Regions from separate parts of the Homo sapiens genome. Here regions 2, 3 and 4 are each linked to region 1. A link is a loop called in an ENCODE intact Hi-C map of the cell type or tissue named here. Cell type or tissue: PC-9. All regions are shown on one strand. Region 1 holds the start of PCDH7 (protocadherin 7). Region 2 overlaps PCDH7 (protocadherin 7). Region 3 has its middle 52 kb from the start of LINC02501. Region 4 has its middle 140 kb from the start of LINC02501.

The links. A loop is a pair of places that touch in the nucleus more often than their neighbours do. Peaks named below come from ENCODE experiments on the same cell type or tissue, not always from the same donor. Only the 100,000 strongest peaks of a DNase experiment are listed, where the experiment ranks them.
Region 2: a loop joins it to region 1, with 17 times the contacts of the local background. A loop is called at or near these places in 14 of 110 quality-filtered maps.
Region 3: a loop joins it to region 1, with 3 times the contacts of the local background. A loop is called at or near these places in 2 of 110 quality-filtered maps.
Region 4: it touches region 1 in a loop (7-fold over the local background); 17 of 110 quality-filtered maps call a loop at or near these places.

Annotation. Positions count from the first base shown.
Region 1 is chr4:30,713,029-30,721,028 of GRCh38, forward strand. It overlaps PCDH7 (protocadherin 7), which reads left to right and starts at 7,341. Exons shown (of 3, transcript NM_001173523.2): 1 at 7,341-8,000. LOC124900844 reads right to left here and starts at 6,093. Exons shown (of 1, transcript XM_047416545.1): 1 at 3,603-6,093. The coding sequence starts at 4,879. The coding sequence ends at 4,313. In PC-9, CTCF peaks have their summits at 1,613 (motif pointing right), 1,812, 3,269, 5,916 and 1 weaker place; DNase peaks (open chromatin) are centred at 4,213, 4,633, 6,443, 7,213 and 1 weaker place; H3K4me3 peaks cover 4,876 bases; H3K27ac peaks cover 4,587 bases.
Region 2 is chr4:31,086,758-31,094,757 of GRCh38, forward strand. The region is part of intron 2 of PCDH7 (protocadherin 7); the gene reads left to right. Among named protein-coding and RNA genes, the nearest start is that of LINC02497, 80 kb to the right of the region's middle. In PC-9, no CTCF peak of the experiment used is centred here; DNase peaks (open chromatin) are centred at 2,314 and 3,294; H3K4me3 peaks cover 1,099 bases; H3K27ac peaks cover 2,221 bases.
Region 3 is chr4:31,450,762-31,458,761 of GRCh38, forward strand. No RefSeq gene overlaps it. Among named protein-coding and RNA genes, the nearest start is that of LINC02501, 52 kb to the right of the region's middle. In PC-9, no CTCF peak of the experiment used is centred here; no DNase peak of the experiment used is centred here.
Region 4 is chr4:31,366,169-31,374,168 of GRCh38, forward strand. No RefSeq gene overlaps it. Among named protein-coding and RNA genes, the nearest start is that of LINC02501, 140 kb to the right of the region's middle. In PC-9, CTCF peaks have their summits at 4,872 (motif pointing right) and 5,074; no DNase peak of the experiment used is centred here.

The DNA of each region.
Region 1 (8,000 bases):
CTTAACCTATCGTAGTTAAAATTCTTACTCTTGCAAATATCAAACTCATAACTGTGCAAACACTCCCTCACTGCACCACAACTTCAAGGTCTTGGAAGAAGCTGGTACAAGTAAGAGACCCTGAAAGCTCGAGCCTCATTGGCATCACAATCAGTCTGGCCAGGAGGGTAATTCTGGAACTGGGAAACAATTGCCAGGATGCCTGCAGAGAAGAACTTTTGTTAGTTCAAAGCAATTTTCATTTATAGACCTTTAGAAAATACCGTTTCATAGGAGAAAATAAAATAGAAACAAGGGCATGGCTTTAGTTTCAGTGATACCTTTTTCAGTTCGGCATATTTTGCTCTTAACCTCTCTCTTATATTTTAAATATATTTTATTTAAAAAAATGTGGCCAGGTGCAGTGTTGGCTCACGCCCGTAATCCCAGCACTTTGGGAGGCCGATGCAGGTGGATCATGAGGTCAAGAGCTCAAGACCATCCTGTCCAACATGGTGAAACCCCATCTCTACTAAAAATACAAAAATTAGCTGGGTGTGGTGGTGCGCCCCTGTAGTCCCAGCTACTCAGAAGGCTGAGGCAGGAGAATCGCTTGAACCCAGGAGGCAGAAGTTGCAGTGAGCCACTGTATCCCAGCTAGGGTGACAGAAAAAGACTCCATCTAAAAAAAAAAAAAAAAGCACAATGCTGCCTAGGTATTAGATGAAAAAGAGAAGCTTTATATTAGATATCACTGAAAAGGCAGGGTTAAGGACTATTCCTTCCTTCCAAATTGGCAGACATGATCAGGCAGACATAATCTAACATCTGGAAAGAGAGGTAAAGAATCACTAAGGAACAGAAAGATCTGGATAACATATACTGTTAGTAATCAGTGCTGTTAGTTTAATAATGTGTCAAAACACTTACTATTTTATACCTATGTTACTCAAATTCCAAGCTTGTATTTATATTTTTGCAATTTTTTTATCCAATCATTTGCAGACAATATTGAGAATCAGTTACACAACCAAACCAAGAAATAAAAAGAACTGAAAGAAAAAAAAAAACATACATACAAAGAATCATGCTTATCTTTCCATCCCACTGTGAGTCAACAATACTTTATAAAGAGTCCTGTTCAGAGTGTCAAATTCTGTACCAGTTACTAGAAAAAATATTAACTAAACAGTTTGATAGTGTTAAAAATCACCAGATACAAATGTGTGTAGCTTTATGAAGAACTTGTCTTGTGAATGGAATTGTATTTCTCTCTGTGACTGGATAGCACACCACACCTGCTGATTTATAGGGATGTATTGTTGAACCCATATTATCTACTTTGATATGCTTCTTAATTCAGCTTTACATGGATGATTTATTTTAAAAGCACTGAAATGGGTATCGAAAAGGTACTACCACTTTCCCAAATCAATGTCAGCCTGAAGTTTACTGAATTCTTCAAGTATTGGTCCTAAGTCAAATTCACAACCAGTCTGACTTATACAGAGTTGAACAATGACTACATACCAGCACCCGTATTTCCCAGGGAAGTGAAATTCCTCTTCCACTTAGGGCTGCCCGGAACTGGTTAATGGCCTCATCTAGCCACAAGGGGGCCAAGAGGTACAATTCCATGTTAGGCCCAGAAGCCACAGTCAGAAATACTTGGGGAAAGTTCTCAATGACTGCCCTATAAGTATCAGCATCTGTCGTTAGAAAATTCATTGCTGCTGAAATAGTCAAATTTCTTATATTTCTCATTCTAGAAACATCCCACATTATGTATTTCCTAATTACAATCAATCAAATTTGTTTGAATAAAGTTTTCTACCGCCTGTTATTCAGAATGAACATAAGAAGTGGCCTAGCTAGGTCGACACAGCCAGGTGCTAAAACTTCTAAAGCTAATACATAATTTTCAACCATTCTTGTTATAAGCAAGGTCATTTGTTTGGGAATTAAATTTGTCCAAGCAATTATAATGAAATTTCTCCCCCAAATCCTTAACATGTTATCTAGCTTAGAGGTCATTATCCACAGCAGTATTTGATATATCCTGCCACGATAGTAAAAATATGCAAATCTCCCAAGTTCGTACTGCAAAGGGCATTGGTAGGTCTAATTTTACCATCAATAGTGAAAGGAGATAGCTTCAGATGACCCTAAATAATAGGATGTACTGCTTTTAACCTATCAAGGGTCTTTTTCCCAGAAGTAATCCAGATTTTATAAAATACTGTGTGCCCCCAACTTACATTTTTGTAAATGTATGAAAATTAATGTAAAGTTGAAAAAATTCATAAACTAATGATCTTGTAAGTAAAAGACAAATGCCAGTTATAGTCACTGACTGGATCTTTTTATGTGTGTCATGACTTGTAAATCTCTGCTATATTGCACATATTTTGGCATGTAAACCTTTAGAAAATGAATAAAAAATCAACTGTCAATATGTGCTAAACTTAAGGTAAAAATCATTTATTCTGTGTTATTTTAAAACCTAAAACACTCTATTGAAATCTGAAAACCAGACAGCGTGTGAGCTAATAAACACTTAAAATTTTATTTTTCAAAGCTTCTTCTTTTTTTTTTTTTTTTTGTAAATGAGATTTTCATATCGGCCTTGTGGAAATGTTTATAGTTATCCAGTAGATAGTATGAATCAACTTAGTTTAGTTTCTGTGTGCTTCTTTTATAGATACACTGTAAAATATAGCTTTGCATATGATTTCTTGATTTAAACAGCACAACTTATTCTATGTCTTGGCTAGAAACCAATTAAATAACCACTGATGCAAGCAGTTATTACCTGCTTAAAAGGAAATCTGTGGTTTCCTTATTTAAACTGATGAGTTTTAATGTCTATCAAAAAGGCTGTTATTGCAATGAATAATTTAGTCATTTCAGTCTACTAAACATGTTAATACTACAAGCATGGATTTAAGGCTGTAAAATATATCTAAAGTTTCTCAGAGTCTCAAGGATCAGAATCATACTTGGAATAGTTATGCACAGATATGTTTACTCTTTCAAGTAATATATGTTTAAAGGACAATCGTTTGTAGTAATTATTTAGAAAAGGAAGACTGAAGTATCAAATTTAGCGAAAGGGGTTAGAGAAATGGTTGATCATAAAGGCCTAGAAAACACGTCTACAGATAGAAGACCCTTTTTAAAAAGATGAAAGGTCAATGGATTTAGAGATATCCGAGTGTCATTTCCTCTGTTTGTCCCTTGGTGGAGTTCTTGAGTTACTTTCTCCTTTTCTGTCAAACTGTTTTTATCTTTCCAGAACTGGCTATCGTGTTTACTGTATTTAACCTTTTTCTCATATTATTGTGAATACAGCGTCTATTATAAATGAAAGGCCCCCTGAGATCACATCTCCAGCATCTACTTTGTATTCTTAACCATAAACTTTTGTTGTAGTTACTTCTCTTACTGTCTTTTCTTGAGGCTTGAACTACATCAGGGACCCTGAATGCTATTTTTCAGTTCAGCCACTGAAATTTCTTAACGGCAAAACAGGTTTAAGCAAGCGAGGTTAGTAGGTAAATTAAAAAAAAAAAATCTACTGAATATTTTAAGTTTAGGGTAAGATTTCTGGCACAGAAAATGAATCGTTTGTCAAGGTTTTATTAAATGCATATTAGCACGGGATGATATTTATATTTTAATCAATTTCATTTTTTACATCTTGATTTCAAAGGGGTATTTCCTTTTATTGTTCTTTTTTAAAAAGCCACTAAAGAAAAAACAGAAATCTCCATTTCAACATTCCCTCAAACATTTTGCTTCCTACATGCGATGACGTCTAATCACTCTGATCGATGCAAGCTTTAGGGCACTGATCTCATTTTCTCTCTCCAGTTCTGGCCGCCAAAGCAGCAGCAGCAGCAGCAGCAGCAGCAGCAGCAGCAGGCTCTTTAATTTATTGCAGGCGGTTACACTTTCGATCCCATTTCCTTCTGAACCCTTTCCTCTCAGGTTGAGTAGATAAATGCAGCCTCGGGTCTGAGAAGCCGGGGGGGGGGGGGGGGGGGGGTTGGTGGGTGGGAGCGAAGCCGGATATCACATTCCCTCGGTGAGGTCTGGTACCGGGGGGGATTAAGTCTCCCGGTTCCATTTAATGAAATTGCTGAGCACTTGTGACACTGGCTCTAAGACTGCGGAAATGGGGCGGGGGTGGGAGAAACTGCTTCTCTCTTCATTCATCCTCTGCGCCGGCGAGAGGAGAGAGTGTCAGCCCCTAGAGAGGGGGCGGAAGAGGACTGGGAGCTCCAGCCGCCGCAAGGGCGCCCCGAGGGCTCCTCTCACCTCCCCCGTACCCCTACCCCGCCCATTTCCTTTGCTTGCCCAGAACGGCGCTGCAGGGCAAAGCCGCCGCCACTTCTTTGCTGCTCTGGCAGAAAGGTCGGAGCCTGGGACTGATGGGGGTGGGAGCAAAGCCAGCAGGCTTCTTGGCCCCCGCAGTCTGTCCTCGCTGTTCTCCATGCAGCACACGTCGGACCCATTTCCCACGCTGGCTTGGCTCCGCCGCGAAGTTGGTAGGAATGAGAGTGAGGAGGGCGGGCTGGAGACTTCCTCCCGCTCGCAAAGAGGAAACCACTCCACTGTGAAGGACGCGCTGCAACTCCCTAGTCATCCGGGAAGAAATGTGCAGCGCGCTGAGGAAAAGCCGCCCACTCCTTCGCGCCCCGCTCAAGTGTGCGCCTGGAGAGTGCGCGCCAGAGCCGCGAGCAAATGCTTTGAAGATGCGGAGAGGCTTATTCAAGTTTATGGTCTGGAGAGGGAAGAGGGAGTGCACAACGTTTCTGCCCAAGCGGCTGCCTGAAGTTTGCAAAATCTTAGTAAGGCGATGAGGGGAGTGAGTGCACTGCACCATATTGCCGCGCATCGGAATGCACGGCGCAAGGCCGCGGAGTGGAGACGGCTTCTCCCATTTGCCTCCAACCTGGGAAAAAGGGGAACCAGGGTCGGAGGTTTGGAGAGAGGCAGGCGTTCCGATAAACCCGGGTTCTTGCCAAATGTAAGAGGGATTTGGCTTTACTGCCACTTAGCCGGCCGCGAAGGCGCTGCGGAGCCCACCCCCGCCCCCGGCTCGAGACTGCGGCGGTGCGCACTGAGCCTGCGCGCGGGGCTTTTCTCGCTGATGCTGCAGATACAGAGCTGAGAGGTTCGGGTGCCAGCAGCGGGAGGGTTAGCGGGAAGGCCGGGTTCCCTGCCCTGGCCTCGGAGGAGGAGCCACCACCCCTGGGGTGATGCTACTTTCACAGACTGGAAAATACTCGCCAGCTCCCTGACACACACTTAGACACACTTCCATCCAACGGGCATCTACGATCCCCTGTAGGGAGAGCTTGGAAATCTCTGCCGCCTCTCCCTCCTCATTCCTGTTCCTGCGCCCGCCCAAACAACCGCGCGCTACATCTGCTCGTTGACTTTATTGGTGTTTGTCTTGTTTAAATCATTCTGCCTCGTCACCCAGGTCTCGTAAAGAATACCCACACTGGACAGATTTTATTTTTTCGGCTTTAAATTTTTCTTTGAGGGGAGGCCCTTAAATGTGTATGGATACGTCAGGCGAGCTGAAGACTAAGCAAATCCCAGCAGCGGCCCTTTCTCTCTTTCGAGATGGTAAAAATTCTCCCCAAATACCTACAGTCCGTCTCAGTCGTCTTAATCCTAGCCGGGCCTCTTCGTTTACAGCCACTGAAATAAATGAGTAAATGGCTCAGTTCAAAAACACAACCAGACCTGAGATCTGATGAGGCCGGCTGCGGTGGTCGTGAATGAAAATTGGAGAAGCCTTGCTTCAGGAAATAGGGACAGTCAAGGGACACAAAGTCAAAAGGAGAGATGGGAAAGCTGGGGACACTTTGGTACACAAAGTTGCCATTAAAGTTTATTTCCCTTTTATCCAGATAGGTGACGCTACACTTTGCCAGTTACTAAAGGCTGCAGGTTTCTGCTCAGAAAATAATATCGAGGTTTCCAACATGTGTTTATTCCCCAGGCGCGCACACACGGTCTACCCCCGCAAGCAAGCACGACGACAGGAATGTCAAGCATTTAAACAAAGACAGACATCCTTCACCCTCCACCCACCGCCGCCCCTGCCCCCCGCAACCATCCAAAGTCTGAGCTCCCAAAAAAGGATCTTTCTCCAGCTCTCTGGAGTTTGATGTTCTCTCTTCACTACTGCAGCCCGTCATGGTTTTTCAGAACAGAGTGGCTTTCTGGGCGCTCGTAGGTTCCCCAGGACCCCGATAACCATGTCCTAACCAAGATCCTAAATCGCGAACCGGAGACACTTTCCGGGGGGAGGAGGACGTCGTCTGAGAGGGAGGGAGAAGGAGAAACCTATCCTGACACCAGCTCCGAAAGCTCTCACGCGTGAACTGGGCATTAGTCAAGGGAGGAGGAAATTTACCAGCCCGAGGGAGGGAAAACAAGTCCCCCAGAGAAGACGGCGGTACTCGCTAGGGAGGGGGACTGGGCTTTGGCTTAAAGAGGACTGGCTGGGATTGGGCACACTTTGAGCGGCCCCTGGAGCTGAGGCTGGGCTTTCCCGAGCGCGGCGGCTGGCTGACGCTCCCTCCCGCCTCCTTATCCCGGGCCCTCCTCCCTCGCTCTCTCCTAGTGTGTAGTTTCGGCGGCTCGGCTGCTACTGCCGCCGCCGCTGCAGCAGCAGCGTCAGGGACAAGCCTGATCCGTGAGCGAGCGAGCACCCAGCAGCAACCACCACTTTGGGCAACTTGCGGGTTTCCTGCTCGCGGGTAGCGAACGGGAGATTCCCACTAGCGGTTCAGTGTCTCCGAGCCGCTGCAGCCCGAGGGGCGGCGGGAGCGCCCGCACCAGACTCTCCCAGACGCGAAAAGGGACGAGACAACTGCGGAATTCACCAGCCGTGCCAGGGCACTTCCGAGGCCACAACCGACTGACACTTTTTCTCCCCTTGGCAAACTGGATTTTTTTTTTTAAGCTACTTGGCAGCTGTCTCTGACTCCACCTCCCCCTCCACCCCCGCCCGAAAGCCTTTGGCTTTTCTTCGGAAATCCAGACAGAATTGGGCATCTTTGTTAATTGCCGTTGGGGACGCCCGGCCGTGCGCTTTCGCCGGCTAACGTCGCCTGTGCTCCGAGCCTGGTTTGCTCACCTTTGAACTGCAAAGGGATCAAGTTCAGCTTGAGTTCCCTGCATTGGGAAGGAGAGAGAGCGTGCAAGAGAGCGAGTGGGAGAGGGGGAAAGGGGAAAGGAGAGGAGGGAGGAGAGAGAGGAGGGAGGAGAGAGAAAGGGAGGGAGGGAGGGGAGGGATCGAGAGAGAGCGGGGAGAGAGAGGCTGCAATCTCCTCCCTGAATCGCGCACAGCGCTGCAGATCCCACTGCTCCGACATGCGGGCCGAATGCAGGTGAGAAAAGGCACGGACTCTGCGGCTGCGAACCCAAACTTGGGCACCGCACGGTGCGCACTGCTCAGCCTTCGCCCCCGTGGGCGAAAGGCTGCTGCGGTTTCAGGCGGCTGCTTCGTGACTAATGACCTTGCGCAGAGTTGTTAAGAAAAAAGAGAAACCCGCGCTCTCCGGGGTGAGAAGGGACTGACTCTGGGCGTCTCTGAAGATGGCTCGGGCTTCTCTTTGGCGCGCCGGGGGGACCCTGACACTGACCGCTCTGTGACGCGAGTAGTCTCCCCTGCACCGTGCCCGAAGCGACGTGCCGGGGGATTTTTCATTCTCGATCTGTTGACTGGCTCCCCCGCTGCATGAGCAGAGTCGGAGTTGAGACTGGCTTGTTGCTGGCCCCAGCGCCTGGTGCAGGAAGCGACTCACGTTTGTCTGGGTGGCCGGAGCCGGAGCAGAGCCTGGGTTTGGAGTGAGTGCCTGGAACGTGAATTGGACTCAACTCGAGTAGCAGCAAAGACCAGCGGGCTGGCAGGCGGGGGAGGCTGCAGGCTCATTCCCCACCTCTTCCCAGCCCCACTGCCCGTCTGCCGGAGCGGTTCTGGCCCCTTCCGACAG
Region 2 (8,000 bases), 370 kb after region 1:
ACAGCTTATGCCAGATAAAGATCAGAATTCCAAAGGGTCAGAGCAAAAGCACAAGGAATAATACATATTTGATCAAAATTCACTTGTAGACTAAGAGTTGATTGGCAGAGAACAAGCAATATTAAGCACTCAGCTCTGCTCAGAGAAACCACAGTGAATACATAGCCAAGAATACCATCTGTTGAATATGAAATTCTTGGATCAAGACATTATAGATACATTTCCCCAAACAGCAGGGACAGAAGCCTTTCTGGAAACAAAATCACAATAGAGTTGCAGAAAGGTGAAGTGAGAGAGAGGCAAATAACTGTTCTCTGCATTGTGGGGAGCAAGTTCTCTTACTGCTAGTGTGGAGTGTGATTAATTACATGGCATGGTTCACGATGGTGGTAGTAAATAAACATACAGCAGGTAGTCACCCTGTTCGAATAATTTCTACATCAGTACGTCAACTGCTAGCTATGGGTAGATCAAAATCTTTTTACTCATTGTGGTGTCTGCACCTTTTTTTCACACTTGGAATTCATTGTGTTCCCTGTCATTCATTATGTTTTATAAAGATAATAGAATGATGGCTGTGTGATATTCAGTAGGAAGATTTATATGAAAAGGTTGATGAATGATACTATTCTTAAGGAAAAACTCAAATACAATGCTATGCGTTTATATTTGGATCTGATATTCTCAGAAAAACCATGTTTTTCTGTACATTAAAATAATACCTTTACTAGAATGGACCTGCATCTTTTTTAGGGAACCAGTCTGGTATCTAGAGATAGATAGTTGTTGACATGGAAAGGATCTGTGTTAATGAGAAGAGACATAGAATGGTGGGCAGGAACAATGACACAGTAGGAGAAATAATAGTGGATACACAGCTGTTAGTGAAAGGACCTCCATTCCTTTAATTGCACACATTGAGAAAACATGGAAACCAATATGAAGGGAACTAAAATGTCGATTAATTCAGAATTTCATCTTGTCGCCGTTTTTGCATTCAGACGAATTACATTAAAACATTTTATTTTTACTTTGGAAAGTTCTATACTTTAGTTTTCTGGAGCATCACATATTAATAGTGGGATATAATCATTATTAACATGTAGTAGGTGCTCAATAAGTAGTTAAGGGAAGAAATATAATGATCATACAATAAAAGCACTCCTTTAAATGCTTTTATTTATTAACTCATTTAATTCTTATAACAATTCTAAGGAGTAGATGCAGTTAGGATCTCTAATTGTTTTTGTAAGGAAACTAAGGCAGGTATTTTAGGTGTAATGCCAAAAATCACTCAGTTAGTAAATTGATTCGAAATTGGAACCCTTTCTCCAGATTCTGTTTCTATCTACTTTGCTATATTGTTTATTCAAAAAGCCATGGTACCTTTTGAATGTGTGTTTTTAGGCCCATAGTAGACATTCATAATGAGATTATTTGTCTCACATGTTTACACAGAGCATCCATTGGGGACATTGTTATTATCTATTTAGAGGATAATAGAATTGCTTCTGTTTGCTTCTGTTAATTTTCTGTTAATTTTGGGAGATGTATATGACTTTAGGTGTCCTGTTATCCTGTTAATACTTCTATCAACAGATTACAAGCTACGTGAAGAGCAGCATAGTTATTTGGGTGAACTTGAATTTATAAAACAACTACTTAGAGAAAGTTTAGTCACTTTTCCCTTGGCTTTCCCTGGGCCTTTCTTTATATCTCATACGTCATAAATTTTGCTTTGTGTTGTATTTGTATACACCTTCTCTCTCCTAGGCCTCGTGAAGGCAAGAGTTATTATTTAATGGCCTTTATAATTTCAACTACCACTGGTAAAACATACATAAGTCAAACATATCAGTAATAATTACCAAAACTAGCAATGAAGAGAACATCTTATATTGTGATTTTGCCTAAAAACATTATTGCTGAGTCTTTTAAAAGAGTGTATTTGTTTTTTTAAAAATGTCAAACAAGTGCATCTGCTCTCTTAGAATTTCTGTATCTATTTCTGCCGTTTTTTAATGTAATCAAATTATGAGTCATCTTTTAAAAATAAGTAACCGTAATTCTTTTCACCTACGTAGTAGAGTGTAATAAAAGCTCCAAGAATCTTAAATGTTTTCAATAATAATGTTAAAATATGTTTTTATGCTTTAATTATTTTAATTACATGTTACAGTATATCATGTGTAACACCTAAAAATATCTTACACTTTAGGTATTCTATCTTTACTTCCTAATATGGTGTGTTTGCACTACATTTTTTGACTGTTTCAGGCATGCTATCTTCTAATTCTGACTCAGTCAGAAAATAGCTAAGAGCACCACTTGTTTGCTTTAGATAAGTGAGTTTCTGGCCATTCATCACCTCTCATACTGAAAATGACCACACTGCAGGGACATTGTGTTATTGGCAAAAGTTGGCCAAATTACATACCAGTAGGTATAATTGGACTATGTCTTCAAAACATTATGTTTATATTATAAACCATAAAAATGTTACAGTTTACAATGAACATAATATAATATATTTTAGGAATAGAAAAAGAATTTGTAATAAATACAGAAAAAACACATATGCCTTTTAAAGGCCACCCTGCTATTTTAACAGTTTAAGGATTTTTGGATACTTTACCAAAATATAAAATGCCAAGAAAATTTTTTTCTTATTTTTTTAATTTTTCTTGGCATTACTTTTGTGTGAAGCTGGGTAAGATTGTAAATTAATCTCTGTACTGAAAAGTGCTATATTAGATGCTGTATATAAAATGCTGTATATTAGATGCTGTTTATATAGATATAAAATATCAAAAAGAGTTTAAATCATAACCATGTTTTAATATTAAATTCCCAGTGTAGAAATATTAAGGCTAAATTCAGAATAGTGACATATTTACGTATGTTTTCTTACTTGAGAATTTCTAAAGCCATTTATAAAAGCTCCCTGTAACAATTTTCATTTTTTCCCCACAATTTTACTTAGTGATGCTCTTTGAATAGTAACTTTAGGTAATGGAGAAGTAACATTATATTCAGAGAACCATCAACTAACTCTCGAAGTATTACGACAAGGAAAAATCCGCAAAATCAGCTCTGTTAATGAGCTCAGCATTTTAGCTTTCAAACATTTCCGTCGAGTACATTTGCTAATTTTCTTTTACAGGCCCCAGATAACTTAGTAAGATTTTTAGAGTGGCTTGTCAGATGTAATTTGACCTAATAATTACCCTTAAAGATGTGATTAAGAAACACCTGACTCAGATGTCGTGTACATAGGCAAACCACAAGTCATCACCCCTTTCTCTCCTTTGATTTCGGTGGCCAAATGCCAAGTCAGCAGGCTATGAGAACTGGCCTTCAGGAATAACCTGCCAGTTTATAGCTTATTCAGGTCATTGTACCTATGCCAAGTAGGCCTAATGAGAGAGGATCCTTGGAAGTGTGCAAGCATTAAATGTATACATGGTTCTGAAAGACTTTATGAAAAAAAAGGAATTCTTTTTTTAGAAAATGTTTATTTTTAATTTTTGTGGGTACATAGTAGATGTATACATTTATGAGGTACATGAGATATTTTGATACAGGCATGCAGTGCATAATACTCACATCTGGGTAAATGGATTATCCGTCACCTACGGCATTTATCCTTTGTGTTACAAACAATCCAATTATGCTCTTAGTTATTTTAAAATGTTCAAATAAATTATTTGACTATAGTCACCCTGTTGTGCTAGCAAATACTAGGCCTTACTCATTCTTTCTAACCATTGAAAAAGGAATTCTTTCCCCACAAAAACCTTGTAAACTGTCTTTAATATACATGCAAACAAATATTTGTAAAAAGGTAATTCAATCACAAAGAATATTTGCAGTTTCACTAATTCGGATATATAATCTAAGGATGCCAAAAATATTTTTCTTCCTCTATAACTCAACATCAACTTTCATATATTTTGATCATTGTTTTTTAATCTTTGAAGTTCACAAATTGATGAGAAGCATAGTATTTTTTAAAGATATTTCTTGACTATTTTTTTCTGTTCTAAAATGTATTGACTAATGCTTAAGTCAATAGTTTAACTCCATGTCTCCATTACAGAATACCTATGAAAAGTGTTATTTAGATGCATTTTTATGCCTCCTCAAAGCTCATGATGTATCTACATTTTTTAAAGATACAAAACTGTTGTAGTTAAAAGCAACTTTATGAAAAACACTTGATGAAGTACATTAATAATTTGTCTCAATATAATGAGTATTTTGAGTGAGATAATGATTAGTCATTTTCAACATTCATTTCTAGCCCAGTTCATTTTTTAGACTTTCCTTCTCCAAAAACTTTTCTGGACATGTCTTTATTATATCCTGTCACCAAAACCTAAAGGTAAGTTTCAGAGCTTGCTGAGGAGTTATGACCCACCATGGGAAATAATGAAATGCCTTCACTGACTGATAGATGCATCCAAACCTATTAAGAATATCAATGGAAAATATCAGATGCATAACTTAAATTAGCTTTAAAGTGTGCATTTTTAGCATTCATATACTTCTTACCTGTAAAAGATATTAAAATAGCTACATGACATATATATGTATATATGCTTATTGATTTGATTTGTGAACTTTTATAGAAATATATTAAAATATAAAAAATGAGAAAATATACTTTTTAATTTGAAAAGGAACTTGAATTCCTTCCTGTGATATTAATAAAATGAAAACAGATTAATGTGGAAAATTGAATTACTTAAGTTATCCTAAATATCACCTGGATTTACAGTGATTTTTCAAACTTTTATTAATCAATAATTGGTTTAAGGTCTGTATTTTGAATGAACCATACTATTATGTATTGCAAGATGAAAAGGATAGCATAAAAATGAATTTGATGAAAAAGAATTTTATATCCTAGTTTAATTCCCACTAATCTTCTATCAGTTATTGTGAGGAACATTTACTGAACCAAAGCATAATATGTAATTATACATAAAAATATATAATTCTCACTCCACTTTGACATTTGTGAATAAAGTTTCCACTTAACTCAAGAATTTTACAACTTAGAAACATAGGGAGTGAGATTGTGGATTTATATAATTAAAGAGTAGAGCTAAATGCTTGCATGATTAAAGGAAATGAAAAATTAGGAGTATTTTTAATAGTTGAATTGTGAAATCATAATCAAGCTCAATCTGAAGTACGATGATTTCCATTCTGGTGGTCGTCTGAGTAATTTCTTGTCTGATGGAGTAGCTATTCTTCCCCCACGCACGTGTTTAGATTTTCCATATATTTTACATTTTGAGAAATTGCCTAATTCCCTGTTTGAAGAAGTGCCTGGTACAATGTTGATGTGCAATAGGATTTTCTTATGAATAAGAAAAGTAATCAACAAATATTTTCTATATATACATAGTCTAAAATGTACGTATTTCTATCTCTAAGAAATGAGATTATTCTCTTCCGTATAAATATAAAAGGTAAATGTCAAAATCTTTATCTTTGTTAGCTATGAAGTTGAAATAATAAATGAAATTCAAAGAACCTGCTAGGGATAGACGTTGGGGAAGGAAAAACTGAGGAATTAGAAAAAGCTACAAACATAAGATCAGATTCTAACCTATCAGCAGCGATAACATTTTTATTCTCCAGAGAGAATGGGTTACATTTCTCTGAAACTATTTGTTGTATTAAAATCTCAGAATATTACCATTGAAAGGGCTCCTAGAGATCATCTAGACCAATGGTTCTTAACTGATGTGAGGTTATGAGATGCTTTGTGAATATGGTGGGGGTTAAAGACCTTTTTGCTGGAAAATTACACATTTGCCCAGAATCACGATTTTGCACACAATTCTGCATACATTTCCAGGAATTCCAGTTTAATACAGGCAACCTATAGATGCAATTTAAGAGCCTCTAATTATTCAAAGTTCATTTTATAAATCGGTTGAATAAACTAGAGACCTAGAGAGGGACCAGCCTCTCTAAATCTAATTACATTGACCTTTCCTATCTCTCCAAGTTGTTTGGCCATTTGCACTGATAATGTTTCAAAGCAATCACCACTTTATGCTTAGTTTGTTCTCATTTCTATGACTGGATGGAAATGTGTGGGAGCAATTTCCACTTTCTACCAGAGACTGGTCCAGTTCTAGTACACAATTTTGTCTTTATATAGACGAAAATATTGCATTCTGTCATTTATCTTGTATCTGTGAATGACCATTTTAAAGCTTTGTCTGAACCAGGCTGTCCCACTTCTGTATTAAGAGTGTGCGTCTGCATCTATCCACCAATGAATAATGTGCACAGATAATGTGCAGTAGGGAATCTGTGGTCCAGTGATGGGCACATGGATGATGTATCCTTATTTCCCTCAGATATTGCCTGGTTTTTAAACAGGATAGAATGGTGTTTATTGTAAACCACAAGGAATTATTTTGAATTTCCTAAAATAAGAGCTGTATGACAACTAAAAAATAGCAAGAACATCCATTTTCATTACATTTATTTCATTATAGTTTAAGGGGTATCAATAACAGCACTGTTTGCTTCCCTCTTGCTGTAAGCAGTAGTCAAAAGGTAAATTCTGTTGTTTGCATTACTCCTGTTTAAGAAGAAGCATAATGAAATTTGGTAGGGAGAAAATGACTTACAGCCTTCTTTCTACTTTTTTGTGTTCTTTAAAAATATACATCTCTGAGTCCATTTCTTGAGGCAGTAGAATACCATACAGAGCTAGGATTTTCTTGAACAACATAAGGCCCATATTTGTTTTCTACAGCCTTATTTTGAATTTATAGAAATAAAGTGCAAGGTGCAGTGAATTTTCCACACACACACACACATTACTTGAAAAAGACATTTGTTAACTTAAAACTTAAACGTAAGCTTTTCTTAAAAGCATCAGTGCAAGTATATCCACTACATTGCAAGTCATCTTTGGTTTCTCCTATAATCAATTTAATAATTCTTGGATCTTGGAGAAGTTATACGTTGAAAGGCAACCACATGAGCCAAAGCGTCACTTCTTTCCTCTATCTTTTTTTGAGGATTAAGTGAAATTAAATATGGGAAAGCCTACTGTAAATAAAATAAAAGATCACAATATAATATAGAAGTTGATTATAAATTTTTATCAGTGTAGTGTGAGTGTTTCATCACTTAATAACTGGAATTTGTAAGCGATCTTTACCTTCCATTTTACTCAACTTTATGGTGGACATGTTTTTGGAAGACATGCATTCAAGGCTCTATCACTGTCTTTGGGAACCTGCTGTAACTTCCATCTGTACAATTTCCACATCCTCAAAATACTGATCATAACACTTGCCTCTTTGATATCCTAAGAAAAATTGAGTGAAATAAAATACGTGAAAACCATTTGTAAATTACCATTACTCAAGAGAAAACATGGTGATGATTCCACCCTCTTGAAATCTCTCAGTAAATGAAGTTGTGAAAACCAATAGCATCTTCAGGACCAAATATTTGTATTTGTGCAGATCTCTGCAACAATCTCTAGAACAGAAACATTCCAGACGTCCTAGTAGAAAGCTGAACCCCCATCCATTTAGATTTTTGCATTAAAATGACAGATTGCTCTATGACTATTACTTACTGGCTATTACATAAGGACATCTTATAACAAATCCGTGAAAGGCTGCAAATGGACAAAGCATATCTTAAAGACTAAAAAAAAAATTCACAATGGATTGTAAGGAGAAATGTTTTATTTTCATAGTAAGGAATGTTTTAGTTTATACTGCAGAATCACAGACAGGTCACACTGAGATAACAGAAAGCATTTGTGATCAACAGAAGCAAATCAGCAAGGCACATCCAGCAGTGGGACTGGGAGCAGTTTCATAGCATCTGTTAGAGGCAAATGGAACTGGGGAGAGCATTAGCAAAAACCTGCCCTTCGTCCAGATACCACTGATAGGAAACACATAAACAAACAAAAAAAAATTGTACAGTTTAGCTGAAGTCTGCTC
Region 3 (8,000 bases), 740 kb after region 1:
TATTTAGATCTTGTTTAGTTTATATCAATAATGTTTTATCATTTTCAATATACAAGTCTTGCACCTCTTTTGTTAAATTTCTTCCTTTTTTCATTTTTTTGGTACTATTGTACAAGGCATTGTTTTCTCAATTTAGTTTTCAGAATTTTTACTGTGACTATAGAGAAATAAAGTTAATTTTTGTATAGTGATCTTGTATCCTGTCACCTTGTGGAACTTATTTCTTAGTCCTAATAGTAATATTTGTGAGTCTAATAGTAGTTTTATGTAGGTTATAATTTTTATATATAATAACTTGTCATCTGTGACTTGAGATAGTTATACTTCTTCCTTTCCAATCTCAAAACCTTTTACAGGTTGAGCGTCCCTAATCTGTGATGCTACTGTGCTGCTTAGTTATTTTGAACACTCTATTGTGTCACTATGTTAATGGTATGCCACATTTTTTTACTGTTAAGTACTTAAGTGTGAATAGGTGTAAGAAAATAATTGCTTATGGTAACATATGAACTCAAACTCAGGAATGATAGTGACGCCAAACAACCACAGACTGTGTGAGTGGCAGAGACAGTGACACCATTGTTTTCTGTTGGTTCAATGTATGTAAACTTTGTTTCATGCACAAAATTATTTAAATATTGTATAAAATTACCTCCAGCCTCTGTGTATAAAGTATATATAAAACACAAATGAAGTTCATGTTTAGACTTGGGTTCCATCCCCAAGAGATCTCATTACATATATGCACATATTCCAAAATTCAAAAAATCCCAAATCCAAAGAATTTCTGGTACCATACATTTTGGATAAGGGATACTCAATCTTTATTTTTAATTTTGTTTTCCAAATTTCCCTGCCTGTAAACTTTATGACATTCATATAGAATTTGCAAGAGCAGACATTTTTGCCTTGTTCCTGATCATAGAAAGTATTCAGTCTTTAACCATTAACCGTGATATTGGCTGTGGATTTGTTTTTAAGTCCTGTATAAAGTTGAAAAAGTTCCTGTCTTGTCTTAATTTATTGGGAGATTATGTAATGAAAGTGTATTGGATTTTGCAAAATACTTTTCCTATGCCTAGGGATATAATCTTATGGTTTTTTGCCCTTTATAATATAATATGGTATATTACACTGTTAGTGTGTGTGTGTGTGTGTGTGTGTGGTGTGTGTGTGTGTGTGTGTGTGTGTGTGTGTGTGTGTTAAACCAACCTTGCATTCCCAGAAAATGTCTCATTTGGTTGAGGTGTATAATCCTTTTAATATGTTGCTAGCTTCAGTTTGTAGGTATTTTGTTGGTGATTTTGGTCATTTTATTCAAAGAGATATTGGTCTGAAAATTTCTTACAATATTTTTGTCTGGTTTTGGTGTCTGGGTAATACAGGCCTCTTAGAATGAGGTTGGAAGTTTGTAGAACTCGCCAGGGAAAGCATCTGCATCAGGGCTTTTCTTCGTGAAAGGTTTTAGATTAATAATTCAGTCTCTTAACTTGTATAGGCCTATTCAGATTTTCTATACTTTCTCTTGGTGTTTTAATAATTTGTGTCTTTATAAAAATTTGTCCATTTCATTTACATTATCTAATTTATTGACATACGATTGCTTATATTATTCTCTGATATGGTTTGGATCTGTGTCCCCCCAAAATCTCATGTTGAATTGTAATCCCCAATGTTGGAGGTGGGGCCTGATAGGAGGTGGCTGGATTATGGAGGCTGATTTCTCATGAATGGTTTAGAACCATCTCCTCTTGACACTGTCCTAGCAATAGCAAGTTTTCCTGAGTTTTCATGAGCGCTGGTCATCTAAAAGTTTGTGGCATCTCCCCTACCACCTCTCCACCTCTGCTCCTGCCATGTGAGATGCCTTGCTCCCCTTTTGCCTTCCACCATGGAAGCTTCTTCCTGAGGCCTTCCCAGAAACAGAAGCTGCTATGTGTTCCTATACAGCCTGCAGAACTATGAGCCAATTGAACCTCTTTTGTATATAAATTATTCCATCTCAGGCATTTCTTTATAGCAGTGAGAAAACGAATGAATACATCCCCTATAGTTTTTTGTTGTTTTTTTTTTCCAGTGGCAAAATCTTAGCTCACTGAAACCTCTGCCTCCAAGGTTCAAGCGATTCTCATGCCTCAGCCTCCTGAGTAGCTGGGACTTGAGGCATGTGCCACCACACCTATTTTTAAATTTTTATTATAATAGAGACAGGGTTTCACCATGTTGGCCAGGCTGGTCTCAAACTCCTGACCTCAAGTGATCCACCCACCTTAGCCTCCCAAAGTGCTGATATTATAGGCATAAGCCACCACACCTGGCCCTTTGTAGTCGTTTATATTTTGTGAAATTGATAGACACCTCATTTAGTTGTGGTTTTTATAGTTTGATTCATCTCTCTTTTTTTATTGGTAAGTCTAGATAAAAGACTTAACAAGTCTTTTTGTCAATTTTGCTGATTTCTTAAAAAACAACTTGTTTTTATCAAATTTTCTTTTATTCTATCCTCAATTTCATTTATTTCTTTTCTAGTCTTTTTATTTCCTTTTTTTTTTTTTGCTTGCTTGCTTTGAGTTTAGATTGCTCTTTTTTCCTTTTTTCTTAAGGTGAAATTTAGGTCACTAATATAACATATTTATTATTTTGTAATATGCAGTAGTTCCCCCTTGTCTGTAGTTTTACTTTCTGTGGGTTTAGTTACTGTTGGTCAACCATGGTTCAAAATAGGTTGATATATAGTACCACAAAATATTGAGGGAGAGAAAGAGAAGGAGAGAGACCATTTTCACATAATTTTTATTAAAGTATATTGTTATATTCTATTTTTATTATTAGTTATTTTCATTAATCTCTCACTGTGACTAATTTATAAATTCATCTTTGTCATAAGTATATATTTGTAGAAAACAATAATATAGAGAGAGTTTGGTTCTATCCCTGGTTTCAGGCATAGATTGAGGGTCTTGGAATATATCCCCTGTGGATAAGAGGGAGCTACTTTAATGCTATTATTCCTGTTTTACAAATGTAGAAGTAGAAGCACAGCAAGATTAAGTAATTTGCCTAAGGTCACACAGCAAACTCTAGAGTTGGTGCTTGCTCCCACTGTAAAAGTATGTAAATGATAACAATGGAAGAAATTGGGCAAGACCACCAAAACAGAGGCCATCATCTTTCCCTGGCTGTGCTGCTGCATTTCCGTCTTGCTGTGCTGGGTTGTCAGGGAAATTAATTTTCTATCCTACATTAATGTATAAGATCAGGCCAAACTCCATGCTTTAGCTGCAATGACAGGCTCTTGTCTCCTTTCCTTGTGTCTTAGGTGAGGTTTTAAATCAAATATATGAAGTGTAAGAACTGGTTGACTGCACATTCTGATCAATTTTAAAGCATTTCTGTTTGTTAATGTTATATTCATTTGGGAACCATTTAAGGCACATGTAACCTTACAGTATTAGAATGTATTCATGGGTTTTAATACCACTAAGAGTTAATTTGAAAAATAAAAACAGAAAGTTCTTCTTCCCTATTTTTCTTATTCTAGTTCTATACAATGCCCCACTTATTTCTCTAGATGTACTACTTACTGCCTATTTTAGGCAAACATCTACATATGCCTTCTATTGGCTGAGAAAAGGAAAAGTGTGAAAATACCTCAGGCACATACTAGAATTAATTTGATAAGACAGGAGTGGCCAATTATCATGGCATAATGGCATTTTTTGTTGCTGTTGTTGTTTGTCCAGTGGGGAAAATCAAGGTAACAAGTTGCAAGATGACTGATCCTCAGGGAGTCATTGCCTTTCAAAGTAAATGATGGAAATCAGAACCATTTTATGTTTTTGTTGTTTAGTTATTGAATAGAACTAAATCTGTAAACTGCTTTGTTAACACTTTGTTAGTTTACATATGTACCCTTTAAAATAGGATATTTTCTTAGCTACATTTAAAGAGGATGAATGAGACACAATTAAGCCACAACACCCCTTTTTCTTAGAGGACCAGAACATGTTTCAGTATATTCATACATGCCCACATCCACTTATATAACCTTTTATTCTTCCTGAGCCTGCATCCCAATTTGAGCCAAGAGATGAAAGTTTGATTAGTATTTTGTAAATATTATAATTTTACAATATAATTTAGACTTAGTAGCCATTAATAAATTTTTTAAAAACATGTCGAGTCAGTTATGTACTGCGGCTCTATGAGAAAAACATCAGTTAAGGTCAGATTCTTACAGACTTTTACATGAGAAAAATAAAGCAAATTTTAATTGGATAAAATTCCAAATTAATGAAAAATTTCCTCAGTGACTAATGTGCTAAGAAAGACACAAATGTGGTGATATTAGAATTTACAATATATAAAACTTACAAAATTACAGCTAGATAGGAGGAATAAGTTCTGGTGTTTGATACCATTATAGAATGACAATACTTAACTGTAATATATTATACAGTTTCAAATAGCTAGAAGGAGTATGAACCTTCCCAACACAAAGAAATGATAAATGTTTGAGATGATGGATAAGCTAATTAATCTGATCTGATTACTATACATTGTATGTATCAAAGCATCACTATGTACCCCACAAATATATACAATTATCATTTGTCAATCCAAAATAAAATATTTATTCTAGTCATAAGATACTCATGCTATCTGGAGAAGAAGAGAGGGTGAGAGAGTAAGGGAGAAGAGTATGAATAGATCTCCTTTGTGAAAAGAAACTAGCCTGCTTCGAATATGGGTTAAGGTAGTGGTGGGGTGTTAAAAGTTCACCATAAAAGTAAAAATATAAGCAAAGGTATGATCCTGTCATAGTGAAGGCACCTACTTGAGAAGTTTAAAAATAAGCAGAGACTTTAATGAGAGTGAAGAAAAGCTGCATAGTTATCTGTGAGTAGAGCAATCTAGGTGGAAGAAAGAACAAGTGCCCTCATGAAAGCACCCTAGGCAAAGATGTGTGCTTGGCATATTCCAGGGACAGCAGGATGCCAGTGTGGGTGCAACAGCATAGTAATAAGAGCAGTGACAAAGATCCTGTCCTTCACCAAACTCTAGCCAGCCTCCTCTGACCCCTCTTCTCAACAAAGCCTAGTAAAGATCTGGTAAAGACCTTTACTTGGCTTGTAAAGACCTGAACAAACACTAACATTTATAATAGCTCAAAGCTATTATAATAGCTCAGGTTTATAATAGTTCAAGGCTTTGTCCCTAGGATCACTCCTGTTCACCAGCCCCACATCACCCCCATTAAAATGCCTGCCTGAGAAAAGTCAAGGCTACCTAAAGAATTTACTATTTGTTTGAGCTAACATCTGAAGCGAGAGCTCCTGTCTCCCTGCCTCTGTGAGATGGCAGGATACAAGCCTAACTTCAATGCATGCCAATTAGCAAATCCAGATGGATTTCACTCAACCAACCCCTCGTCCCTGCTTTTTGTAACTGTTCACTTCCCTGACTCAGTTCTTGTCCCTGCATACGTTTTGATTAACCCTTTAAATGCTCAGTCACCTCTGCACAAATTGGAATGGAGCTCAGCTCTTCCCTCCACTGTCAGTAGCTAATGAATAAAGTCGATTTTCACCGCTTGCTTTAACTAATGTCCAGCCATGTTATACTTGACAGGAGTAGGACACAAAGTCAGAGGTATTAGACGGGAGTCTGTCCACATTAAAGCTTGTAATCTATGATACTCTGGATTTAACTTAGAGTGAATTGGAAATCCGTTAGAGGCTTTGGGGCGAGAAGAGGAATATGACATATTTTCAAAGAAACTATCTAACCTCTGTGTGGAAGAACACCTGCAGATGGGCACGGGGAGAAGCAGAGACACCAATTAGGAGGCTTTTTCAGTAGTCTCAGCAAGAAATGATGATGTGTTGGTCTCAGTTAGTAGTGGGGTATATGTGAAATGATAAATTTTGGTTATATTTGAAGTTAGTATTACCCGGACTTGCCAATTCATGGTAGAAGCTGAATTTTAATAGATATGGATTATTTACATACATAAATTAAAATGATTTTACACTTTGCTCAAATATCTGTGTCAAATTTATAAATAATGATTTTTTTTTCCAGAACAATTATGTCATGGAAGAAAAGACATCATTATCTAATTAGCAAATTCAGATATATAGTATACATTTCCCACTTGATTTTCTCCAGATAATTCAAAAGTGATAACTCTAATGAAGATAGACAAATTCAGTGTGTTAATTAGCAGATGATAATGAAAGGACATTATTGTTGAGGATGCTATCTATAGAAGATTTCCTATTATGTTCCCCCAGAAATACTTGCTTTTTCTCTCAGACTTTAAGAAAAATAAGGAGATTATTTTAAGATAAAGTTTTGTGTTTCCAGAAAATATCTTTATATGAAAAACAAGTTCAGTAAGTCAGTTCTATCAATTGGAAATTAAATTTCTCATTTGGTAGCCACAGCTGTTGAAAGTAGAACAAATAACCAGAGTCTGAGACCTCTTAAAGAGACAATTGTTTTCTTTATTTGTAGTAAGTGTGATAAACTTCATCCTAAATTTTATTAAGGAGAACACATTTATGACCCTTTTCCAGACACTACGAACAATTATGCATTTTCTTCCATCCATCCATCCATCCATCCATCCATTTAGCTTTCACCCAACATTGCCCAAGAATCATGGAAGTTTGCTTAAAGCGTTTCTCATCTCTGCAGTGGTAGCGACATGTATCTGAAACCTAAGTTAGGAATAGTTTGGAATAGCACATTCTATTTATATGTGAATAATTTTTTAAACCCGGATTATTTTTGTAATGCCAAATACAGAAAAGAAATGTCAAAAAAAAATGTGTTTCGAATGTTTAATTGAAAGTCTGTGAATTTACACTAACCAAGAAGTTTCTTTGGGAAAGCTAAAGTGTGGGAGTGTGTGATTTTCATGCTTATCCAAAAAACGGGACTTTTAAGGATTTCTTATGCTTGACAACAGATGGACCTGCGTTAGAATCGTGTTTCTATCATTTATAAGTTCTGTCACATTAAACATGATATGTAACTTCTCTGAGCCTTAGTATTATCAACTGTGAAATGGAGTAAATAATATTAATTGCACGAGATTCCTGTAAGAATTTAATAGAATAATGTAATAGAATGCTTTCTAAATTTCATTGAAAAGTTGCATGCAACTCAGTCATGTAAATATATAAATATTCTTTTTTTGATCTTAGAATAGTTCACTATCTATTAGTAATAGTCTATTAATAGTACTTTTCACAAGAACATAAATAATAAATACAGGTTTATAATAGCTGTATTATTGCTGCTATACACACTTCTTTACTGCACCACTTTGAATGGCCCGATTTTTGCTATCTTAAAATCAGCACTGTTTACATTTAATAAGGCTACCACACAGTGAAATTATCTTATGCAAAAGATTTAAAATAAAAATTAACCTATTCATTTACTGCAAATGTGTTCTTCTATTGAACTTCAGGTACTGTGTTTATTACTAGAAATACAGTGATGTACAGACATAAAACACAGTTTCTCCATCAATGTCAAGAACAGTTTTGGAGGGAAATTTTTGGCAGCACACTGTTATTTCTCTTTATGATTTGTGATCTTTTCTACGTTTCTTCAAACTGTTATGCAGAAAAAAAAATAAACCAGCATTTTGAATGGCTTACTAGCGTTCCTAAGCCACATTTACAGGCCTTCATAAGAAGGATTTTTCTCCCTCTAAACCTTACTTGTGGCTTAATTGGATTATAGGTGCATAGATAAATTTTGCTTCCCTAAAATGTATGGACAGGCATTATGGCATGGCTGGCTCTAAATCCAGCCATGGAAATGAGGCATCGTATTTGTCTAAGCAATATCAACTGGATGAAGCACACAGAACTCAGAGTTTATTCTTCCCCACTACTTCCTGATGTTCCAAGTCTCCATTCCCTTATGTTTTTTACCTTCCTGTTTTTTTTTAAAAAAAAAAAAAATTATTAAACATTCAT
Region 4 (8,000 bases), 650 kb after region 1:
ATATCTGTGTAGCTTGTGACTTTACTCAACCAACCACACACGTTGTAGTCACACCAAATGAAATGTTAGGTCTGTGAATGATTCTCATGCAAACAAATTGTTGAGGCATGACACATTGTTGAAGCTGTGCTCAACCAGTTTGGGAATTAATAGAGAGAAGATTGCAAATTGCTGAAACCTTTTCTAGTAATATTTCTTGTCTCTATGATGATCATCATACTTCAACACCTTTTTTTCCCCTGGAAATGTTTAGACATTATTATTTAATTGCATCTCATTATTAATTAAAGTATCTCTAAATTTTCCTCAGACTCTGTCGTATCTGAGACCATGCTGTGCCAACGAATCATACATTGTTAAAGTTAAAAGGAACTTTTAAGGTAATACATAGGAAATGTTTAATATAATGCCTCATAAGTAGTAATTAGCTAATAAACATTAGTTGTTATTATTGTTGCTTTCTACTATTCATATTAAACCTCTCGACAGAAAAAGGAGAAAAATGAAGTTTCTACTAAAATGTTGCCAGTAACATGTTTAGTAGCTTACAACTTTAAGCCGATCAAACCTTGCCTTTTGTCATTTGAAAAATATGGTCAAGTGCCTCCTATATTTACATATAGGGAATATGGACAAAATCCGAGATGGAGTTCTTGCGCTTCACCTACTGACAGTTTATTGACACCAGCACCTATCCATGTGTAAATGTGTGCTGTGGCCTTCAACTTGCCTTCTCACGTAGGTCAGCCCATATCTGTCTAGTCTTGGTTATAATCAGTGTTCTGATTGGGAGGCATGGGATATACTAGAAAAGGCAGAAAATGGAAGAACTGAATTACTCTGTAAGATGAAGGAGGAAGGATTTTGAAGTCCCCTGTGGAAAATCTGGGAATAAGAAAGGGGATGAAAGAGGAAGGAAAGAGATCAGGAGAAAAATGAAGGAGACAGGAGGAAGGAAGAGAGGAGGAAGGGAGAAGTTAGTAGTGCTAAGTGCTTTTTGTGATAGGGTTGCTAGGTAAAATATAGGATGTCCAGGTAAATTGGAGTTTCAGATAAAACATGAATATTTTTATATGTCTCTAATAGTGCATGGGTATCAAACAATCAGTTAATCAATCAATAAATTCCCTGTTTCACTAAAATCAAATTTAACTGAGCATTCAGTATTTCTATTTGCTAAATCTTGCAGCCTTATCTTGGGGATACAGACAGAAAGAGAAAGCATGTATACAAATTAAACCTATATATTATGGGATGTAAGAGATTAATCTCCCCTTCTTCTCCTCTGCAGAGGTTGTAGATCTCTTCTCTGACTTTTTTGTCTCCTTTAGCTGCTCATTCTTGATTATTCCATTAGTCTCTACTTGGGTTCCTCAAAGGTACCTTAAGCAGAAGACATCTAAAACAAAACTCTTGACTTTGCCATTCCAGTCTCTGCTACGTCATTCTGGAGAAATCACCTGCCAACCCCCTGCTTAAAATAGCTTCCTTGCCTCCACTGTTCCCTATGTCATCATGGTGTTTTATTTCCTCTACAAAATGGTATAATCTAAACAATTTATTTGTTTGCATACTTATTTCTGGTCTGTGTGCTCTCACTAAAATGTAAGCTCTATGAAAACAGGGAACTTGAAAATTTGCTTTACTCTACTATCTTAGTACTTAACACAGCTGTGCTTCACAAATCAAAATTTAGTAAATGTGGAGTAAATTGATGAATAAATAATCTACTCCCTAAACTTAGTTCTCTGGCACCATTTTATGTCTCAGAGAATGGCATTACCAAGTATCTAATTTTGTAATCGCCGTAAATGTAATAGTCCTTCATGAAATCTTTGAGGCCCCAAGGTCCATATCCAAACAGTCACATTCATTTCTAAATTTTATCTATTACCTTTTATGTGTTTTTAAAATCAGCCAGATTCTTTCTATTTCCACAACAATTACCTTGGCTCAGATACTATCAACTCTACCCAGAACTTTTCTACAGTCTCTTGTGAGTATATATTTGGTGAGTAAATACTTACTTTTGTCTCCTTCTGAAGAGTTTCCACACTACAGTGGAATAATTTTATGGAAAAGCTAACTTGGCCATGTCACTCCCACTCCACCCCATTCCCACCCTTCAATAAAGAGAATTCAAGGTGAATATTTTTAAATAAATAAATAAACAAAGAAACAAACAAGTAAATAAAGACCTACGTTAGCCATTGAAAATTTGGCCTAAAAAATCCCCAACCTCAACAAGCACCATTTTGCTGCTCCATGTTTTAGTTTTTTCCTCTCTCTCTCTCTCTCTCTCTCTCTCTCTCTCTGTTCTCTTTTGTTGTTGTTGGATGTTGGATCTTAAATGCATGCAACTGAATTTTTTTATTTGAACTCTGGTTTTTAATACATCATCATTTTTGGTTCATGAATAGTCCTCCGTTTTTATATTTTTTAATCTTTAACATAGTAAGCTTTTTCTAATCCATTATCTAACTCAGGATTTAGAACACGAATGCATCTTACATCTTAATGAGCTCATTCCCCATCCCGCCATTTATCAACTCCAGCAACCAGAGGTAGCCACTATCATAAAACTTAGTGTGTGTGTGTGTGTGTGTGTGTGTGTGTGTGTGTGTGTGTTGTACTTGTTGGTCAAATCTGGCCTGAGGACTGTCCTTTTATAGCCAGTGAGCTAATCATGATTTTTACACTTTTAATGTGGTGTGAAAAGAAACAAAGAAGAATTTTCTGTACGGGAATAATTGTTTTTAACTAAATAATATATTAATAAAGCCCATTCACATTCCTGCAGATAGCTGTAGATCATTCATTTTGACTGCTATATAATGTTTCATTGAGAATTTATTACACTTTATTCATTTCCATTCACTGTCTTTAAGTCATCTTTCAGTTTTTCCGTCAAACTATGGATTATTCCAACATATACATCAGCTCTTTCTTAAAATTGTTAAGTTGGACTCATTTCCTTGGATCTTAGCTAAATCTTCATTTCTCAAGGAAGCATTTTTTGCTTCCTCTGACCACATTAATTATCCTCATTGAAAATGTGTGTACTTCTCCATTAGAATAATTTTTTATGGGTTTAACTTCTTGATTATTCCATTAGTCTTTCTCCTCCATTATAATTTCCATCAGGGCAAAGCTCATGACTTTTTGTTTGTTTGTTTTTATCCCCAGCATCTAAAGCAGTGGTTGGCACTTAGTGGATGCCAAATAAATATTTGTTAACTGAATTAATGCAGTGAATATTGCTCACTAATATATTTTTGCGTGTGTGTGAATAAATTATCCAAAGACAATTGAAAGCATTATGGAATGCTGTACCTAGATAGAAGTGAGAACAGAAACAGATGGAATAAATGAAAGAGTATGAAAATGAGAAAACAACTGACATCTGAGTTATATCTAAAGCTAACTACAATACAAGAGACAAGGACCATAAAGCCCAATGGGGTCACAGATGGAACAGCAATTCTCTCTTGTTAGGTTGGCAAATACTCATACATTTGATCAGTCCAAATGTTGAGACTGAAAAAGTTAAGTAGAATTTACCTCCTCTGAATTTTTTATTTGAAATATGAGAGGACTAGATGAAATTATTTCTAAAGTGGTTTTTGGAGCTTATGTTTTATGCTTTTATGTTTTACACACATGTTAATTTATTTACAATAACACTGATTCTCCATCTTAATCAGTATCTTCTCATGGGTAACACAGTTCTATCAATGAACTTGTATGTGGTATGAGTGTACGCAACACCACCTAGACGCCAGTACCTGCCGTTCTGACTGTTTGCCAGCAGGAAGACGCTAACATAAGGCAATCTTGTTCTTAACAGTGTTTCCTGGCCAGGCGTGGTGGCTCACCCCTGTAATCTCAGCACTTTGGGAGGCCGAGGCAGGTGGATTGTGAGGTCAGGAGGTCCAGACCAGCCTGGCCAACATGGTGAAACTCCATCTCTACCAAAAATACAAAAAAAAAAAAAAAATTAGCCGGGCATGGTGGCATGCGCCTGTAATCCCAGCTACTCAGGAGGCTGAGGCAGGAGAATTGCTTGAATCTGGGAGGTGGAGGTTGCAGTGAGCCAAGATCACGGCACTGCACTCCAGCCTGGGCTACAGAGGAAGACTCGGTCTCGGAAAAATAAATAAATAAATAAAAATAAAAAGTGTTTCCTGTAGTATTTTATTATCATTGCCATTTCAGATTAATATCGACTTTTTTAATTTTAAGACTACGTATTCTATCTTAATTTTTATTTTATTTTTTTAATGAATAGTATCCATAGGCATGTATTATGGAGCATCCTATGACTTCCTACCTGGTTGCATTGGCTAAAGATTCCTCTTAAAAACCACAGAACAATGTTTTCTTGGTTCTTAGTAGCAGAAGTCATTGATTTTGATTAACTGTTTTGCAAGCCAGTTGCGAACCTCTGCTTTGTCTTTGTTTTATTCTGCTTATTTATCACCAATCTATGTTGGGTCCCTTCACGATTTAGCCACAGTTAGAGTGAGATTTCTCTCTTCATCCCCTTCAAGAGAAAGAGACCTCCTGTGTTTAAAAAGAAGCAAACATAAAACAGCTTTATAGGCACTCTTATTTCAGAAGATGTTTGGGAATATATATGTATCCTCAAAATACTGATTGTATATATAAAATCAGCATTAAACAAAATCAACTCCACTTATAAAATCCTCTTTGAGCCTCTCACTTATAAGGTTTATCACCATGTCTGCTTTTGTAAGGTACTAAGTTCCTGAAAGGTGTACTGACTGTCAGGCACATTGTCACAAAGGGGATGTGGTGTGAGTGCCTTCATCTGCCACTTACGTTATGTTCAGTGAGTTTACATGCAGTTACCTTATCTTACCACAAGATGGTGGTAAAAACAGTAAGGCATTCAATGTGCACCTGGGTGGGAAACCACAGAAAGAACACAAAGAAGTGAAGTTTAGGGTTTTATTGGACACAACATAATCAATAAATTAGTAAAATAGGGAAACAGAAAATTCTTGAACTCAAAATTATGAGATATTTTCTCATTTTCATTTGAGTTCCTCTACTGAACGCTATAAATATTCTTACTTTCAAACTTAATTGCCAATTGGGCTTTCAAAAATTATATTGAAATGATACTTAATTTTTCTATTTTCTTGATTTGTATAATTGTATCATTACATCTGAGAAAATATTCTAGAATACAGGCTTTGTGGGTGTATTAGTCTGTTCTCACGCTGCTAATACCTGAGACTGGGTAATTTATAAAGAGTTTTAATTGACTCACACACAGTTCCACATGGCTAGGGAAGTCTCACAATAATGGCAGAAGGCGAATGAGGAGAAAATCAAGTCTTATATGGCAACAGGCGAGAGAGCTTGCGAAGAGGAACTTCCCTTTATAAAACCATCAGATCTCATAAGACTTATTCACTATGACGAGAACAGGGTGGGGAAAGACCCACCCCCGTGATTCAATTACCTCCCACTAGGTCCCTCCCACGACACATGAGGATTATGGGAGCTACAGTTCAACGTGAGATTTGGGTGGGGACACACACAGCCAAACCATATCAGTGGGTTATGTTATTTAATTGCTAATATGTCTGTATCCTATATTCCCAACTTAAAGTTTCCAGAAACTGAATTATTACTTTTTTGTATCCCCCACAAGAACTATTACTCACAGATAAACAGCCAGTGTTGCATAAATGCATAGTGCTCTGAATCTTATTCAAATCTTCAACAAATTATGCAGTCTGCTTTTAACAGGTCATCTGACTCTGAAGCATTTTGACTATTTTTATTCCAGGAAATCTACAGACCAGCACATTTAAGAAAATTAGCAGAACCAAATTTGGGAAGCAAAAACCTTATTGTTTCCTCAAAGACTCTTGAGGCACAGCATACGATAATCTGTTGAGTTTTCCCCTGGAGTATATCAAGGACTCTTCTCTCTTAACTGTTGTTTAACTCTAGGCCTCATTGTTGTTGTGTTTTGCAACTTTCTCACTTTTCAATCGTCAGTTTTGCTTTCTGCGGTGGGTGGTCTTAGCAGAGTATAATAATTATGAATTCCCTCTCACATCGTTTCTTCATGTCTTCTGATATATCTCTACCACAAGTTGTTATGAAAGTAGGAGGTGAGTGGGTGAGTTTATAATGAGTATCATCTGTAGCCCCATACGTTCCTGGATAACATGTAGGACAAAGACAGATCTTCTTTTGAGATTCCAAATAATTAAGAAAATAGCAACTTGCACTGTGATAAGCCACTTTTCACCCAGGATGTTTGAGAAAAAAATGTTTTGCTTGTACATTTCCTTTCTTTGGTTAAAACTTCCTCCTTCCCGATTTCATAAAATAACAGTTAAAACAATGAAATGTAAGCATATGTTTCCTTCATGAGGCTCTAAATATTTAAAGGCAATTACTTGAAAATTCGTATCCCTATTGTCTAGACCAGGAGTTGGCAAATTAAAGCCCCACAGGCCTACTTTCTCCTACTGCCAGTTTTTGTAAATAACACTTTATTGGAACCCAGCCATGCCCATTTATTAATTATTGTCTATGATTATTTTTTGCACTACAATGGCAGAAGTGAGTAGTTGTGACAGAAATCATATGGGTTGCAGAGCTTAAATATATTTCTTCTTTAGCCCTTCACAGAAAAAGTTTGCCAATACAGATTTGGTGCTTGAAAAATTTTTGTTGAATAAATGGAATAATGGAGACTATCACCTATACTGATGTCTGATGCTAAATAAAAAAATGCTGTTTGTTAAGATTACATTCTTGCTTAAATTATGAGTCAAGAGATAATGAATGACTTATCTAGTGAGAATACACAATGAAATACTTTACTTGATTTAGTCAGTTTATTGAAACAACTGATTGTAGTACCTTTTTTTTTTGGTAGTTTGTTTTGGAAATTGAAATATCTGAGTCTTAATTAACTTATTAAATTATTGGTTCATTTTTGTATTATATGAACTAAGTGGTCCATCATATAGAAATGTGCTACACAGGCTATTAGTTGCAAGAAGAAATAGTAACAATTTCTTGACATAAAAATACCATAATCAAGTGAGATCGTTTTTTTTTTAACAAATTTTAATTTTTAGAGCATTTTTAAGTTCACAGCAAAATTGAGAGGCAGGCAATACAGAGAGTTCCTTGGTCCTCTGAACACACACAGAGCCTCCCCAACTGTCGACAAACCCCACCAGAGTGGTACGGTTGTTATGATTAATGAACCCAGATGGACACATCATCATCACCCAAAGTCCATAGTTTACATTAGGGTTTACTCTTACTGTTTATTCTATGGATTTTGACAAATGTACAATAACATGTCTTCACCATTGTAGTAGTATACAGAATAGTTTCACTGCCCCCCAAATCCTCTGTGCACTGCCAATTCATTCTTCTTTCCCTTCTGACCTCTGAAGAGCACGGAACTTTTTACCATTTCCATAGTTTTGTCTTTCCCAGAATGTCATATATTTGGAATCACACAGTATGCAGACTTTTCAAATTGGTTTCTTTCACTGTGCAATATGCTTTGAAGTTTTCCACCATGTGTCTTTGTGCTTGAAAGCTCATTTCTTTTTGTCAGAGAATAATATTTCATTGTCCAGATGTAGCACAGTTTGTCCATTCACCTACTGAAAGACATCTTGGTCACCTTCAAGTTTTGGCAATTATGAACAAGTTGCTATAAACATCCACATGCAGGATTTTTTGTGGACACAAATTTCAACTTATTTTTATAAATACCCAGGAGTGTGGTGACTGGATAGTAGAGTACATTTAATTTCATAAGAAACTGCCAAACTGTCTTCCAAAATGGCTATACTACTTTACATTTCATCCAGCAATGAATGAGCATTCCTGTTGCTCCACGTTATCACCAGCATTTAGTGTTGTCAGTGTTTTGCATTTTCACCATTCTACTAGGTGTGGTTACATTTTTAACCACAAGAATTTGT